Linked DNA regions of Homo sapiens: region 1 is linked to region 2. Evidence: chromatin loops called from intact Hi-C (ENCODE). Cell type or tissue: CD14-positive monocyte. All regions are shown on one strand. Each heading gives the region's core, and the rest is flanking DNA. Links, peaks and the distances in the headings are about the cores only.

Region 1 (8,328 bases), core at 131-8,130, 57 kb before region 2:
AAGACTCTGTCTCAAAAAAAAAAACAAAAAAAACAAAACAAAAGATGGGTCCTGGCCTGGTGCAGTGGCTCCCACCTGTAATCCTAACACTTTGGGAGGCCAAAGTGGGAGGATCGCTTGAGGCCAGGAGTTCGAGACCAGCCTGGACAACATGGCAAAACCCTGCCTCTACAAAAAATTAAAAACTTAGCCAGGCATGACGGCTCAAACCTGTAATCACCAACATGTTGGGTGGCCCAAGCAGGAGGATTGCTTGAGGCCAGGAGTTTGAGACCATCCTGGGCAGCATAGTGAAACTTCATCTCTATTATTTAAAATGAAAAATTAATTAAATTAAAATACAAACAAAAGATAGATCCTTTTTAGTGATGTCTCCTGAGGGACTGGGGATGGGGGAAAGGCTGCCCAAGTCTTCCAAGGGCAGTGTGGCAGGCCCAGCCTGTGACCAGTGCAGTAGCTGAATCCCTGGTGCTCATAGCCCCAGTAGCTGTGCTCAGCGTTCTGTAATATCAGCGCAGATACTACTCACATCTCTCCAAGCTGGGCCCCACTCATCCATCTTCACAATCTCTCAGAGTCCAAGGCTGCCTGTGTCCTTTTATGAGCAGGGAGAGCTGGGTGTCTGTATGTATGCATGTATGAGAGCGTATGTGTAAACAGAGGACATGATTGACTTGCTCAAGGTCACCTGGTTCAGGAGCACGAACACTTAAGGTCTCCCCAGCTCCCAGTTGAGAATTTTCCAAAATAGAGCTCCTGGGGGGTTCATACAAGCTGCAGCCCCAGGAAGGAAGGAAACAGGAACTAGAGGATTGAAGGGGATGGGGGCGTGGAGCTCCTATGGTAGGCTCTTAAGCTCCTTGACAAATGATCACTGCTTTTTGTCCCCAGAGCCAAGCACACACTGGGTGCTCAATATAAGTTTGATGAATGAATAAGGCTGGGCAGTTGGGGAGGATGGGAGGCAGTAATAGATCAAGAGGAGAAAATTTCAGGAGTTACAGCTCCAAATAAGCCAGTATGACAGCAGCTGAGAAGCCTATGCTTCCAGGCAGGGGCTGGGGAGAGGGTGCATCGCCAGATATTTGCTGTTCCACCCACAATTTCAGAGCAGGCTTCACAATGTCTGTCCCAGGAACATACAGGCCAAAATATGAGGGGTTGCCTGAAGAGAAAGCTGAGGGGCTATTTTCACTAACAGTTCTTCAAAGCAGTTCTGTCAGGACAGAGCAGGAGGAAATAAGTTTCCTGAGAAGTGGGGAATTAGGTTAGCCTCTGAAGAGCATCCAAGGTTAGACGTGGAAATAAGTAACCAAAGGTTCGCTTCCCCTCCTCTGGAGCCCTTTAATAGGACAGCAGGCCATCTGTTTGGATGAGGGAAGGGCTGGCCTTTGGAGAGCTGAATCTCAGTAGCTCCAGCTGGGGGAAGCAGGCTTCATTGGCATAGCCCCTGGGCCTGGGTGGGGGCAGGGGACATGGGGAGGACAGAGACCCAACCAGGCCAGCCCTTGGTGTGCATTCCCTTCCTCCTGTTTGTCAGGGAAGTTTTTAATTAATGGTGTATAATCTGATCTGACCCTTCTCCCTGCTGAGCACTGCCTTCAATCAGTGGAGCCATCTGCAATTGCAATTCATAATTCTCCCCAAAGGGAGGGGGACTCGGGCCGGGTGCCTTGGTGATTAATACAATTAGCCTTTTATGTTGATGATTGTCTTAGCAGGAGCAGATGATGCTGTGCTGGGAGCCTGGGCGGTCGCGTCCCGATTGGCTGGCAGGAAGCCCCTCTCCGCTTCCCACCCCCACTTTTCATCTTCGATCTACTACCTCCAGGTATAAAGAGGACAGGCCTCATCTGGGGTCATACTGTGCAAGGGGGAAAAGGCCAGGAAGGGGTAGGGCTCTGAGCCACATTTGGTCTCCTAGGACTGAAGGAAGAGTAGAGTCACACCATGATCTGGGCGCTTTTACATTCCAAAGAAAATCACTTTCACCTAAAGGATTGTGCGGACCAAAGTTAAAAAAAAAAAAAAAAACTACATAAACATAGATCGGGAGTTGACAGAGTTTAAATACAGGCTCAGGCACTTAGCAGCTGTGTGAACTTGGGCAAGTTACTTAAGGATCCTGAGCCTCACTTTCCTCATCTGGAGGATGGAGTACAGTCAAAAGGGAGCTGGAAGAACTACATGAGATGTGTGTGTGTTTCACACCATGCCTGACAGGCAGTCAGATCTCAATCAGTGGTAGCTATTTTTACCACCATCATGATCGCGGTATTGCATTCTGTCTACCATAAGTTCAGCTACTTCCCCTGCAGTTTCTAATGAGGCCTGGGCTATTACTAAAGAAGGGATCACATCCTTCCCATACCCCAGGCTTAGCTTGAGCTGAGGGGGGACGGGGGGAGAGAGTTTATGAGTGTATTTGGGGGAAAGGGGGAATCACAGAAGAGGAGTCAAGAATTAAAACATAAGAATTAAACACAAGAAAGAGGCCGGGCTCTAACCACACACCTGTAATCCCAGCACTTTGGGAGGCCAAAGCGGGTGGATCACTTGAGGTCAGGAGTTTGAGACCAGCCTGGCCAACAAGGTGAAACCCCATCTCTACTAAAAATACAAAAATTAACCAGGCGTGGTGGCACATGCCTGTAATCCCAGCTACATGGGAGGCCGAGGCAGGAGAACTGTCTGAACCTTGGAGGCAGAGGTTGCAGTGAGCCGAGATCACGCCACTGCACTCCAGCCTGGGCGACAGAGCAAGACTCAGTCTCAAAAGAAAAAAAGAGAGCGAGAAATAAGGGCCTTCTCATAACGGAGAAGTGGAGCACTGAAGTGATCACACTGGGAGAGTTGGGAGACTCCAGGAATGGAGGTAAGAAGTCTGGGTGGGGTGGAAAAGAGGTGAAAAGAAGCAGAGCTTTGAAGATTAGGAATTTCACATGAAAGCTAAGTAAACAAAAAGGGAGCTGACATCAGAGCTGAGAGTTAAAGGGGTAACACAGACCAAAATCACTGTGATCGATAATGAGGTCAAGGGATCTGAAACAAGCAGATCTGGGTTTTGATGGGAGACTCCACCAGGTCAGGGGAGGGGATCAGCTAAGTTCCTCTGGCCCCACAGTGCTGTTTTCTGTGCCCCGGAGCAACCCCAGGGAGTGCCGCGAGAAGAGAGATCGATGCTTGATACTAAGAGGGATTTTAACTGACAGCTTAGTGCCAGGCCCTCTCAATGTCAGAGAGGAAGATGGGGAGGGAAGAAGGGAGGGAAGAAGTTAAGGGCTAATCAAGATGAAGCATCTGGCCAAGCTGTGACCTCTCTGGGCAGCTGTGGCAGGGGGTCAGCATAGCCAAGATCCGTAATCACTTCTCAGGGAGCGGCAGCTACACTACAGCGCAGTCACATATTTAGCAAAAGCTGGGGAGGCAAGGCATGGTTAGTGAATGGGGTTTATGGGAGTGGGGAGTCCAATAGCACTAATTAATAGGCTGCAGTTAATTAGCAGAAAAGGGGGAAATGAAAAACAATGTTTCAGAGCTCTGATTGAAACCCATAAAGGGGCAGCTATTGCCAGAGCTGCAGGTGGAGGAGGCCAGAGACAAAGGCAGGGACAAATAACTCCCGCTCCACCCCCATGGACAGATGAAACAAGCTCCAGCCAGGCCAGCGTGTGGCAGGCCAGGTCTCACTAATGCAGGCCTCCATAACAACTGTTTCAGTACTCACTGAGTGGTTAAGTTAAATATTAAAAGCTAAGACAGCCAGTGCCCTTATACAAAGGCTGGAATATAACAAACGGCCACCAGGAGTTTTGCCTAGGTTGCTAGGAACGGTGGCTCACGCCTGTAATCCCAACACTTTGGGAGGCCGAGGCAGGTGGATCACGAGGTCAGGAGATCGAGACCATCCCAGCTAACACGGTGAAACCCCGTCTCTACTAAAAATACAAAAAATTAGCCAGGCATGGTGGCGGGCGCCTGTAGTCCCAGCTCCTCGGGAGGCTGAGGCAGGAGAATCGTTTGAACCTGGGAGGTGGAGGTTGTGGTGAGCACCACTGCACTCCAGCCTGGGCAAAAAGAGCGAAACCCTGTCTCAAAAAAAAAAAAAAAGAGTTTTGCCTAGGCCTTTCCTAGAGCTTAAAGCATGACAAAATAACAAAAGAATTATTAACAGGGCCTGTTTAGGATTAAACAAGTTTATTGGGGGTCTGAAGGAACTCCCCAAACCTCCATGATTTAGCAGGAGACAAGGGTAATCACCCCATCACCTGGACCCATTTAAATTAAGTAAATTTACTGAGGTTCCAGAGGAAGGTCTTCAGGCCTCAGATCTTAGTTATAGATTAAAAGAAGTTATGTCTTTAGATGAATGCACACTTACACACAGACATCTAGCTTGGAAGGTATCTAAGCTCTGGAAAACTTTGTAGTTTTGAGTTGGTGTGGTGATAATTTCCAGGCCTTCTCCCTGTAACCGGTTACAGAAATGAAAACTCCCTTCTTTCCCAGTCCACCTGTGTCTCATTATTGGGCCACGAAAATAAGCATCCTGACCCTGGGTTTGATCCGGGAACAAGGGTCCAGCCTGTGGTGAGGGAAGAGGCCAGGACAGCAGTCAGGGGCGTCTGGTTCTGGAGCAGCAGGCTGGAGGGGCTTTCTCTGGAAATACGCTCTGTCCCTCCCTAACTGCCTGGCACAGCCCGAGTTCCAGCTCTCATGTCAGGACCTTAAGGCTCTGTGAGCTCCCCCAGCACTCTGCACCACCTCTATCCCAGCACTGAACACGTGACTTCATAGTTATTTGAACATCTGCCTCTAACAGGAATATCTCCTTAAACAAAATGATATTTTTAGTCTACTTCTAATTTCAGGGCAATATGTTCCTTATCTTTACTGTCTGTCCTATGAGACAGGCTTCCTTTTTTTGTAGGTCCCCAAATCATGGCCTTTCATTTTCAAAAGAAGAAAGAACTTCCTCTGATATTCTTGATGAGTGAGGTGGTCAAAGGATTGCAACACACACTCCCAAAACCCAGCCCAAACAGAATGTCTAAAACCTCCCATCTCTCATGTGTTAAAGCAGCCTGGTGTCCACCAGGATGTACTGTTATTTTGGTCAGCTCATCACTGATTCACAGTGGCTTTCCCCTAACAGCTCTGGGGTCATGACTGGGTCCAATCTTGATCCTGCCCCACACATTGCTTGTCTGCTTCTTCATGCTATGTGTCTTGGACTGAGCCTTGGTTTCTCTGCTTTTCCTATACTGTAGCTATCTTTCAGACCAGGGGGAACCTCCTGTTTTAATCTCTCTTTGACCACAGCAAAGTCGCTGTTTTCTTGGCCTGCACAGCTGGTCCATCCAACAGCCTATCTCACATGAATAGCTAACACTTCCAACCCAAATAACATTGATTACAAGATGCACTACTATTTTATGAGCTACTGAGGAACATTGCATTATATTAGTAAGATGCCATTGATTATAAGATGTCCCAATTCTCAGAGATATTAACAATATTTTCCAAAGTGCATCTTTTCAATCAATGAAATGATAATTTCTCTTTCTTTTTTTTTTTTTTTTGAGATGGCGTTTCACTCTTGTTGCCGAGGCTGGAGTGCAATGGCACAATCTTGGCTCACCGCAACCTCCGCCACCTGGGTTTAAGTGATTCTCCTGCCTCAGCCTCCTGAGTAGCTGGGATTATAGGCATACGCCACCATGCCCGGCTAATTTTGTATTTTTAGTAGGGATGGGGTTTCTCCATGTTGGTCAGGCTGGTCTTGAACTCCCGATCTCAGATGATTTGCCCGCCTCGGCCTCCCAAAGTGCTGGGATTACAGGTGTGAGCCACTGTGCCGGGTCTGAATCTTGGCTCTTTACATGGGGTTTTAGTGAAAAGAGGAATGGAAGGCTGAAGTGGGGACCATCTTAGGTGTCTTCCTCCTCCCAGGGGGATGGATACATTGCCCCCATATGCTCTCAACTCTGCACATCTCTTGCTGTACCAGCTTTTAAGTACCCAGGCCACCCCTCACAGTGAACGTCTCCTCTCCCTCAGTGCCAGGGAGTCCACTGAAGAGAAGCCAGCCCCCTATTTTCACAGAGGCAAAACAAACACAAACCACACCAAGCTGGGACCACAGTTTTAAGGAGCTAGAGCCTAGCACTCCAACACCATTTATCCAACCACTTCCCAACCCACTGGGTTATTTTCCCCGGAGCCTCCAGAGCAGTGTCAAGAGAAGATGCAGAGATTAGTCATTTCCTCCTAATCGGGCTAAGACTGCTCTGCTAAGCTGCCGACTGCAGGCAATTCCTGATACCGTTAAAGCAAAGCAGCTGGAAAGGGCTTAGCCCTTTAATGCCGGCAGCTGTATCTTCACAGTGCGGCTGCTCTGCTGAGGGGCTGGACTCTGTCCAGAAGCACCAGGCGTTTAGCCCCATTCAATGTATATTAACCTAGGAGGAGAGAGCAGCCACAGCCAGCTCCCTGGGAGGAAGGGAGGTGGTTCCTTTAACCACCTCCACCCCCGGGCTTTGCTTCCTAATGAGAAAGAAAAATCCCAGCCCCTTTGAATATCTCTCTACCAAAATCTGGACAAACTATCATCTCACTGGCAGAAAGAGCTTTCTCTGTGGTGGGAGCAACTCCATTTTAAAAGCTAACCTAATAACAGATCCACTTGTTAGTTTTGACAACAAAAAGACTTTAGGTCACTAACCATGGAGGCTCATTCTCCCTTGAGCTGGTTTTTTTCCTTTGAGGTCTAAAGTAGTCTTCAGATCCCAGGTATGCATATGTGTGGACACAGCACACTGACCTCCCCTTCCTGGAGAGCACTGGGCCCTAGGGTTGATGAGGCAGAGTGCTGCACAGCCCTCGGAAAGCCCAGGCGCAAAGCAGGCTGTGAAGAGAGATCACTCGAAGACTCAAAGCCAGATGGTGAGCATGAGACAGGGTGAGAGCTAATGCCACTTAGGGGGAAAGCCAGTCAGTTAATCAGTTAATCCACTGACACGTTTCTAGAAGCAGGCTGATGGCTCTGGCTCCGAGACTTGCCTGTCCTTGGCTCTGAGCATCAGAGCACACAGGATGCACAGGGGTGGCCTGAAAACAGACTGCCACCAGGAGCAACCTCAAGTGCTCACACAACTCATCTTGCTCCTTCCACACAGAAAACAGCCCTACATCACCAAGCCCAGGTCTTCCATTCTCCCAGACAACCATTAGGAAATTCTGCCCCACGTGCCGTCTCCAGCAGTTTGGGCCTCCCTGCTCTTTCTGGGTCATCTGCTGAGAATGCATAATGAGAATGCATACTACATCCACATACATAGAGTCCTCAGTGCAATCTGCGGCTCTAGGTTGGGTGTGACTTACCAAGTTCTTAGGATAATGGAGAGAACTCCTGCAAAGTAAGTGATCATCTCTTTCTACAGCGCTGCTCATTTTATAGTTGCTCACTTTGCAGAACAAGATCCTTCCTTGCATGGAATGTGAATAACACTGGCTCCAAGCAAAGGCCATTTACTAGTACTTAAGTACCTAATAATACACTTAGAGGCCCCACAATGCTCTCTGAAGTCTGAAATAGCAAGCACCAGGGCTAACCTTCAGACTAAGCTGTAACTCCCAGATTCTAACCCCAGGTAAGCTACACATTAGTTGGTAGGAGTTTGAGCCAAATCACCTCTCTGAATTTGTTAACTGGGATAGTATCACCTGTCCTGCCCCACCTCCGGTGGGTGAAGTGAGATCAAGTAAGACGATAAATGAAAGCGCTCTGTATATGGTAAATCACCATATTAAATTCCCTAGAGACTTTATGGGGAATCAGTTCCTAATTCCATCTTCAGTGATGACCAGAGAAGATTTAACTGGTGCTTTATTATAAGTCTAAATATCCATTTACATGTGTTTGAGCCTAGCACAGAGATGGTACCCAACTGTGTGAGATATGAGAGTAATGCTGCATAAAAAACAATGCAGCTAAATGAAGCCTGGCAAGAGTTACAGAGGGAGAAAGGTAGACAAAAGGAAAAATTCCTGCTTCCAACTAGGAGTCCCTGAAAAGTAGCCTCCTTCCCCATCCCACGCAATTGCAGAGGACAAAGCTCCCACATGCTACAAGGTTATTCCTGGTGACGTCAAACTGTCTTCCACCTGACTTTGTGAACACAAACCATCAACAAATATAGCTCTGAGAACCAGTGTGTAATAAACTACCCAAGTTAGGGACCTCCTGGCCTGGTGCCTTCACTTATTTACAAAATATACCCGCTACAGGGGGCATATTAAAAAATTACCAAGTTCTTAGGTTAAGTG
Region 2 (8,328 bases), core at 36-8,035:
AAATAGAAACAAGTCCCCCTTTAGAAACACGCCTGTGTCTCTCCTGGGTGTCCAGGCTCTGGGGAGCCCTGCTTGGAGGAGGGGATATAGTTATTGACATGCTGAACTCATCTCTACTAGAGTCCAACCTCTTTGAAAACAGAGACCGCCGGGCACGATGGCTCACGCCTGTAATCCCAACACTTTATGAGGCCGAGGCAGGTGGATCACCTGAGGTCGGGAGTTCGAGACCAGCCTGGCCAACATGGAGAAACCCTGTCTCTACTAAAAATACAAAATTAGCCAGGGATGGTGGCACATGCCTGTTATCCCAGCTACTCAGGAGGCTGAGGCAGGAGAATCGCTTGAACCCAGGAGGCAGAGGTTGCAGTGAGCTGAGATTGCACCATTGCACTCCAGCCTGGGCAACAAGGGCAAAACTCCATCTCAAAAAAAAAATTTAATTAATTAAAAAACAAAAACAGAGACCATAGGCCGGGTGTGGTGGCTCATGCCTGTTATCTCAGCACTTTGGGAGGCCAAGGTTGGCAGATCAACTGAGGTCAGGAGCTCAAGACCAGCCTGGCCAACATGGCAAAACCCCATCTCTACTAAAAACACAAAAATTAGCTGGGCATGGTGGCATACGCCTGTAATCCTAGCCCCTCGGATGGCTGAGCCAGGAGAATCACTTGAACTCGGGGGGCGGAGGTTGCAGTGAGCCAAGATCGCCCCACTACACTTCAGCCTGGGTGACAGGGCAAGACTCTGTCTCAAAAAAAAAAAAAAAAAAAAAAAAAAAACAGAGACCGTAGCTTATTCACCCCAGCCTGTCCCCTGCCGAACAATGTGTCTGACTCACAGTAAGTCCCTGTTCTATACCAGTGCTTCTCAAACCTTAGCGTGCATCAAAATCCCCTGGAGAGCTTGGTAACATACAGATTGCTGGGACCCATCATGGAGTTCCTCATTCCATCCGTCTTCCATGGGCCCCAAGAATTTTCATTTTGAATGCATTCCTAGATGATGCTGATGTTGCAGATCTGGGAACCACATTTGGAACCACCGCTCTATAACAACATGTTGAATGGCTGTATCTGAGACGGTAAAGTAGCCTCACCGTCCCCTTCCCAAGCTCAGCTGGTCATCAGCATTGAAAATACAGGTCCAAAGCTGAGAATCATGAGGTGTAGGACTCAGAGATTTTCCAAAAATCATCTTCCCAGGTGATTCTTATGTGCAAATAGGTTTGGTATTCTACTGCCACGCACAGTCCTGTACTCTGCCCGCCTCAGCTAACTCCTGCTTCAAGCAAAGCCCACTGCCTGTCTGCACTTTATTCAGGGCACACCTTGCTGCTCTGGGTTCAAGATGGCTGGAACTATAGAGGAATGGGCTGCCAAGAGTGAGAGGAAGTAGCTGGTTCTAAAAAGCAGACCAGAGATTTACGTAAATTGTAACAAGTGCCACTTCTACTAACTGTTAATTCTGAAAGACAAGCCAGGAGCTAGTTCTCCCTAGTCTGACCTGGAGTCAAATTCAGCTCTCTTCCTCCCTATTAAACTTCCCTCCGTTTCTGTTACACTCTGCTTCTTTTACCTCCAGTGTGAAATGAGAATAACATAACCTACTTCACAGGGTTGAGCTGAAGATTAAATAAGAGGTTATGGGGCCAGGCACAGTGGCTCACGCCTATAATCCCAGCACTTTGGGAGGCTGAGGCAGGCGGATCACCTGAAGTCGGGGGTTCGAGACCAGCCTGACCAACATGGAGAAATCCTGTCTCTACTAAAAATACAAAATTAGCCAGGCATGGTAGCGCATGCCTGTAATCCCAGCTACTCAGGAGGCTGAGGCAGGAGAATCGCTTGAACCCAGGAGGCAGAGGTTGCAGTGAGCTGAGATCACAGCACTGCACTCAGGAGAATTGCTTGAGCCCGGGAGGCAGAGGTTGCAGTGAGCTGAGATTGGGCGACAGAGCGAGACTCCATCTCAAAAATAAATAAATAAATAAATAATAGCAAAGTGACTGGGGAAAGGAACTTGGCATCCATAACCTTTTTTTTCTTTTCTTTTCTTTTTTTGAGACAGAGTCTCACTCTGTCGCTCAGGCTGGAGTGCGATATCAGCTCACTGCAACCTCCACCTCCTGGGTTCAAGCGATTCTCCGGCCTCAGCCTACCGAGTAGCTGGGATTACAGGCATGTGCCACCATGCCCAGCTAATTTTTGTATTTTAGTAGAGACGGGGTTTCACCATGTTGGCCAGGCTGGTCTCAAACTCTTGACCTCGTGATTCGCCTGCCTCGGCCTCCCAAAGTGCTAGGATTACAGGCGTGAAGCCACCACACCCAGCCATCACTTTGCTATTTACCAAAACTTCTATACATATTTAATTGGGTTTTTACAACAGTCATGAGGAGTAAGAAAGACATTATGGTTCACTCTCATTTTACCATTGAGAAAGCTGAGTCTCAGAGAGGTTAAGTGACTTGCCTAGACAGGTGGATCACCTGAGGTCCGGAGTTTGAGACCAGCCTGACCAACATGGTGAAACTCCGTCTCTATTAAAAATACAAAATTATCTGGGCATGAGGGCAGGCGCCTGTAATCCCAGCTACTCGGGAGGCTGAGGCAAGGGAATCGCTTGAACCTGGGAGGCAGAGGTTGCAGTGAGTCAAGGTCCTGCCACTGCACTCCAGACTGGGCAACAGAGCAAGACTCCGTCTCAAAAAAAAAAAAAAAGTCATTTAATCTCTAGGCAAGTAATTTTTTTTCTTTTTTTTTCTTTTTTTTTTCGAGACAGAGTCTCACTCTGTCGCCCAGGCTGGAGTCCAGTGGCACAATCTCAGCTCACTGCAATCTCCGCCTCCTGGGTTCAAGCGATTCTCCTGCCTCAGCCTCCCGAGTAGCTGGGATTACAGGCGCCTGCCACTACGCCCAGTTAATTTTTTGTATTTTTAGTAGAGACGGGGTTTCACCATGTTGGCCAGGCTTGTCTCGAGCTCCTAACCTTATGATTCGCCCGCCTCGGCCTCCCAAAGTGCTGGGATTGCAGGCGTGAGCCATTGCCCCTAGCCGAGGTTAAATGACTCTTAACCTAGAGGTTAAAATGACCTGCACAGTCTGGGTATATAGGGGAAGGGGCTTTAAGCAGAGCTGGTTGCTCCTCTCCCCTCATCCTTGTATTTGTTCTTTTGACATCTCCTTCCCATAGGTCATTCTTTATGGGCATATCTTACCTGAATCTGAATGGTAAGGAAATAAGGTGGGGTTCCCTGCCCCTGTTGGAGACAGCCCTGTTCTGCTGCCCCCTCCTCCGAGCCCTGTCTGCACCTTCCTCCCTATTTAAGCCCCTGCGGTCCCTTTGACAAGCATCTATCTTGAATTCAAATTCTGGCACAACTTCTCTAGCTGTGTGAATTTTATCAGGTTCCTTCCCCTTTCTAGGCCTCATCTGTTACATAAGAAGAATATAGATCTGTGGTTCCCTAACTGTAGAAACCTTGGAGTGATCAGGAGAGACTCAGCCCCTGGCCTCCATAAAGACTGAGTAGCCCATCTGTGTGTAACTGACTGTGTAACTGTGTGATTGCTGGGAGACGAGATCCAAATGAGCTTTAATGATGCGATCCAGAACTCAATCATCATGTATTTTCTCAGTCAAAAGATAACAAAAGTACAGCTATTGCCATATGGTCATGGTCAGGGAAATTTTTTTGGAAATAGAAAGGTTATGCTGGGTTCTATAAGTTACCCAGAAGAATTAAAAATAAAAAATAAATAAAAAATTTAAAAGGTTGGGCCAGGCATGGTGGCTCACGCCTGTAATCCCAATGCTTTCAGAGGCTGAGGCAGGAGGATCGCTTGAGGCCAGGTATTCCATCGCAGCATAGTGAGATCCCATCACTGCAAAAAAATTTTAATTATTATTATTGAGACAGAGTCTTGCTCTGTCGCCCAGGCTGGAGTGCAATGGCGGGATCTCGGCTCACTGCAACCCCTGCCTTCCGGGTTCAAGCGATTCTCCTGCCTCAGCCTCTGCGTAGCTGGGATTACAGGCAAGTGCTATCATGCCCGGTGAATTTTGTGTTTTGAGTAGAGATGGGTTTCACCATGTTGGCCAGGCTGGTCTGGAACTCCTCAGCTCAAGCGCTCCGCCCACCTCAGCCTCCCAAAGTGCTGGGATTACTGGGTGGGGTGAGTCACCGCTCCTGGCTTAAGTTAAAAAAATAAAAGAATAAAAAGGTTGGAAGCCCCTAGTGTAGATATCCTCTAAAGGCCTTATCAGCTGCCATCCTCCGCAGCCACCTGGGAGAAAGGACTTTGGGCCACCAGGGGGCGCTGCAGCCCTTGTGCAACGTGGAAGCTGAGGCCCATGGTGAACAGGCTCTAAACAGAGAGAGGGGTGAGGTCAAGCTTCTGGCCCAGGCTCTATAGACCACAGTTGAGACCTGTTAGACCTAAGTACTCTGTAAGGGAGGTGTCTCTCCAGAGCTGGGGGAGGTAAGGGGCCCAGGGTGGGGTGACCTGTCCCAGGTCCGCTGCACTGGACTCACACCTGCATGGGGGCTCCTGTGGCAGCCAGTAGTCATTCCTGTCTGGTTGGACCTTGGAGGCGTAGAAACAGAGAATTTCTCAAATTCCACCTCAGCTATCCTCAGACAAGAGGGACTGAGAGGAGGAAATGTTCCTACAAGGCAGGATGGCTATCCCAAGTGAGTGGCTTCCCATGGACCTCGCAAGTGCAGGGAATGGATGGAGACCTATGGAGTCAGGGAAGCCATTCTGAAAGTGGGGCTGGGGACAATCAGAGGAGAGAAGGAAGATCATGCCAGGCAGGGGGGTCTGTCTAGAAAGGTAACAATTCTGAGATCTTTGCTGACATGCAGGGCCTGCCTTGCCCAGCAGTAGAAGGCAGCAGCTCACTGCCAGAAGGGAGGACTGGGAGGCCAGAACCCTCCTTCCACTCCCTTCCCTCCCCTGCTGAATCCCGGGCAGAGCTCCACCCAGCTCAGACACTCCAGCCAGGACTTTCTCCCTGGGAAGGGCCAGAGAGCCTCAAAGGGACAAGGCAGCTCACACCCGCCCCTACCCACCGCCAGAGGCTGAGGCCCTCTCCACTCATAAACCATCAGGACCCAGAAAACTTTCGGGCCCAACCCGAAGATACACTCAGACAAAGGGATGCCCACCATGATGGGGCACAGGGACTCTACCCTACCTTGGGAGAGACAGACAGACAGACACACACACACACACACACACACACACACACACGCACGCACACATGCTCAGGGCTGATTTTAGCAGAACAAATGAAGTAGAATCCAGGGCCTCTGGCCTCCCAGCTTCTCAGGCGGAGCACTGGACTCTGCCTGCCTCACTCCTGCTCTGGAGGTGCCACCCTTCCCCTTCCCAGCCAAGCCCTACTCATCTGCTCTTCCCTTCTCATGGACCCCAGCTGGCTCTGAGCTTCTAATTCTTTCCCACAACCCCTCTGCCCTATCTGCCCCTCCACCCCTTGCCTGGGCTCTGGGCACCATCCCTGTCCCCCAGGCCAAGTGCCTCCCAGGACTCTTCCACCCACCCTCCCACACCTCTGATTCTCCCACAATGCCTGTCTGAGGTTTCCCAAGTGAGTGCTTCCCAGCAGAGAAGGCCAGAAGGAGAGGCAGGCAAAAGAGCAGGGCCATTCATGTTGGCAAGGCTTCCCTGGATGGCAGAGGACAGCGGGACAGGCAGGCAGGCCAGCCACTCTGGAGAGGGTGCACACACACAACCTACCCCTCTTCTCAACAGGATAGTCTCCCAAGCTTGGAATTTTGGCTCCAGCATCCACCCCCACACACCCACACACACCCAGCCTGGTCTGTTTCTCTGGGGCCCCAGGGCCTGCTTCCTTACTGCCTACCAAGCTTTTCCCATCTGCTTTCCCAGGGAAACCCTCGGGGAACGCAGAGGAACTGACTTCCTCCAAATTCGAAGTATCTTCCAGCCTTCTAGAGACGAGGCCATATGAAACCTGGAATCGTTGTGGCTGCCCCATTTACAGCCCAACCCCTGCTCCTCCCTCCCATCTCATTCCTCCTGTTCCTCCGTGCTTCCCTCCTGCCTCTGTGAAGCCTTCAAGGCTGGGAGGGAGGTCAGAATGGAGCCCATCCTGGCAAAATGAGAAAAGATTAGAGCAATACATTTGCTGTCAATGGCAGTAAGCCTGCCTGAGCAGGGGAGGAGGAATATTTGATTTCAGACTCTCCGGGGGTCTTGATGGAAGAGCACTGGCAGCCTGCAGCCCCAGGCCTGACAGAGTGAGGAGGGCTGGTCCCAGGCCCTGCCACCTGGGGACCCTGGTGTCCCAACCCTCCCATCTCTATATCGACCCCATCCTCCGCAGTCACCAGCAGAGCCCAAGCTCCTTCCTCCTCCCTTCCCCTCCTTTCTCCCTCTCAACTGCCAAACTTGTTTCCCCACAGCAGTTTTTCTACCCAGTGCAGGGTGATGGAACAGAAAGAACACTGCTCTGGGGGCTGGAGAGGAGGCCTGGGTTCTAACCCCCCTACCGCTTCCAAGTGCAGGGATTTTGTGCAAGTCACTGAGCCTCTCTAAGCCTTGGGGCAGTGCGGGTGAGGGAGAGAACAACGGCATTCGGCATCCCTAGACCCTAGCGGAGGCTCAGCCACTCGCTGCTTCACTGGTCTTGGGCAACATCATTTAACCTCTCTGAGCTCCGGTTTATTCATCTATAAAATGCGGGTGACACAAATATAAGGCCTGCGTCCTAAGGTGATAGTGAGTATCAACAAAGCCGGAGATATGAAAGTTGTAAACAATTGTGCCAATAGCATTGTCCTGTTACAAGACAATGGGATTCCTGGTGCGTTCCCTGACTGAAGGCTGGTCCTGGACATGGCTCCACAGGGTTCCTTCTTGTCTTAGGATCCCAGTTCTGGTCCCTGCCCTCCCGAAGTGGGGTGAGGACACAGTCTGTCTGGGAAAGGAGATAAGGCAGTTTCTTGGACAAACAATCCTGAACTGAGAGGAGTAGCTGTCAACTCTCCTCAGACCAATCCAGAAAGACATTCTGAAGAGGGAGGTTTGAGAGGCAGTTGGTCAATAGTGTCTCCTTCCTAACTCCTCCTACCCTTATGTCCTCCTGTGAATGGTGCGCCCCGGAGTGGTGCAGGGTGGCAGGCTTGCCTGAATACAGAACGAGACAACTTCCACCCAGCCTCCAGTGAGTGGACAAGGTGATGGAGAGGAGACGGTGGAGGGAGGCTAGGGGATGGAGTTAATATTTATTACCAGGCTGCCATGTGCCAAGCACCATGCAGATATAGGAAGTGTTTTTCATATATCTGGCCCATACTACAGCCTGAGAGGTAGGTATAGTGGATGTGGCCGTTGAATAATTGCCCGTTGTTACCAGCTGGAAGGAACCGAGACTCAGGTTGGATGGATCCCATCACTCCACACTGCCTCCCATTGGAGCAGAGGGTTGGAGGCCTCAGCCCCAGGCCTGTCTCCCCATCCCTGAGCTAAAAACTGGACAGATCTGTAAATTACTCTAAACCATAGTTTTCTCATCTGTTAAAGAGGATGGCACAGAGAATGCTCTGGGAAGTATAGAGTCATGCACAAACTTACAATGCATTATACCTTCATATGCTTCTTTTCTGGTTCCAACCTCAACTCTCACTGCTCTCCTGCTTGGCCTTCCTTCTGGTTAGATCTCCTCACTTCATTTTTCACATGAACCATCAGGCTGACTCATCTCATGTCTTCCCCTTCCTCCTCTGCCTATCCAGATCTCTTTGATCCCCTGTATTTGAGGTCCCCTCCTCCGTGAAGCCTTCCCTCCCACTCTGACCCACAGTGGCAATAAGCATAGGCTTTCTTGACTTACCATTCACTTTTTTTTTTTTTTTTTTTTTTTTTTGAGGAGGAGGACTCTCGCTCTGTTGCCCAGGCTGGACTGCAGTGGCGTGATCTCGGCTCACTGCAGCCTCTGCCTCCCGGGTTCAAGCGATTTTCCTGTCTCAGCCTTCCAAGTAGCTGGGATTACAGGCACCTGCCACCATGCCCGGCTCATTGTTTTGTATTTTTAGTAGAGACGGGGTTTCATCACGTTGTCCAGGCTGGTCTCAAACTCCTGACCTTAAGTGATCTGCCTGCCTTGGCCTCCCAAAGTGCTGGGATCATAGGCATGAGCCACTTTTTATGAATGTGTTCTAATCTCTTAACTAGAGTCCCCAGCTGATTCTCTGAGGGCACAGACTGTCTTTTGCCTCTTCATAACCTTAGGGCTTACATAAGGTCTGGGACGTATTGGATACTAGGATGAATTTTG

The links. A loop is a pair of places that touch in the nucleus more often than their neighbours do. Peaks named below come from ENCODE experiments on the same cell type or tissue, not always from the same donor. Only the 100,000 strongest peaks of a DNase experiment are listed, where the experiment ranks them.
Region 1: a loop joins it to region 2, with 2.9 times the contacts of the local background. A loop is called at or near these places in 11 of 110 quality-filtered maps.

What each region holds. Positions count from the first base shown.
Region 1 is chr12:49,977,730-49,986,057 of GRCh38, forward strand. No RefSeq gene overlaps it. Among named protein-coding and RNA genes, the nearest start is that of AQP6, 8.9 kb to the left of the region's middle. In CD14-positive monocyte, for the core only: no CTCF peak of the experiment used is centred there; DNase peaks (open chromatin) are centred at 5,062 and 6,262; H3K4me3 peaks cover 2,381 bases; H3K27ac peaks cover 2,859 bases.
Region 2 is chr12:50,035,087-50,043,414 of GRCh38, forward strand. No RefSeq gene overlaps it. Among named protein-coding and RNA genes, the nearest start is that of RACGAP1, 14 kb to the left of the region's middle. RefSeq lists enhancers at 4,574-5,329, 5,330-6,085 and a cis regulatory region at 6,424-7,312. In CD14-positive monocyte, for the core only: CTCF peaks have their summits at 4,295 (motif pointing right) and 4,494; a DNase peak (open chromatin) is centred at 4,335.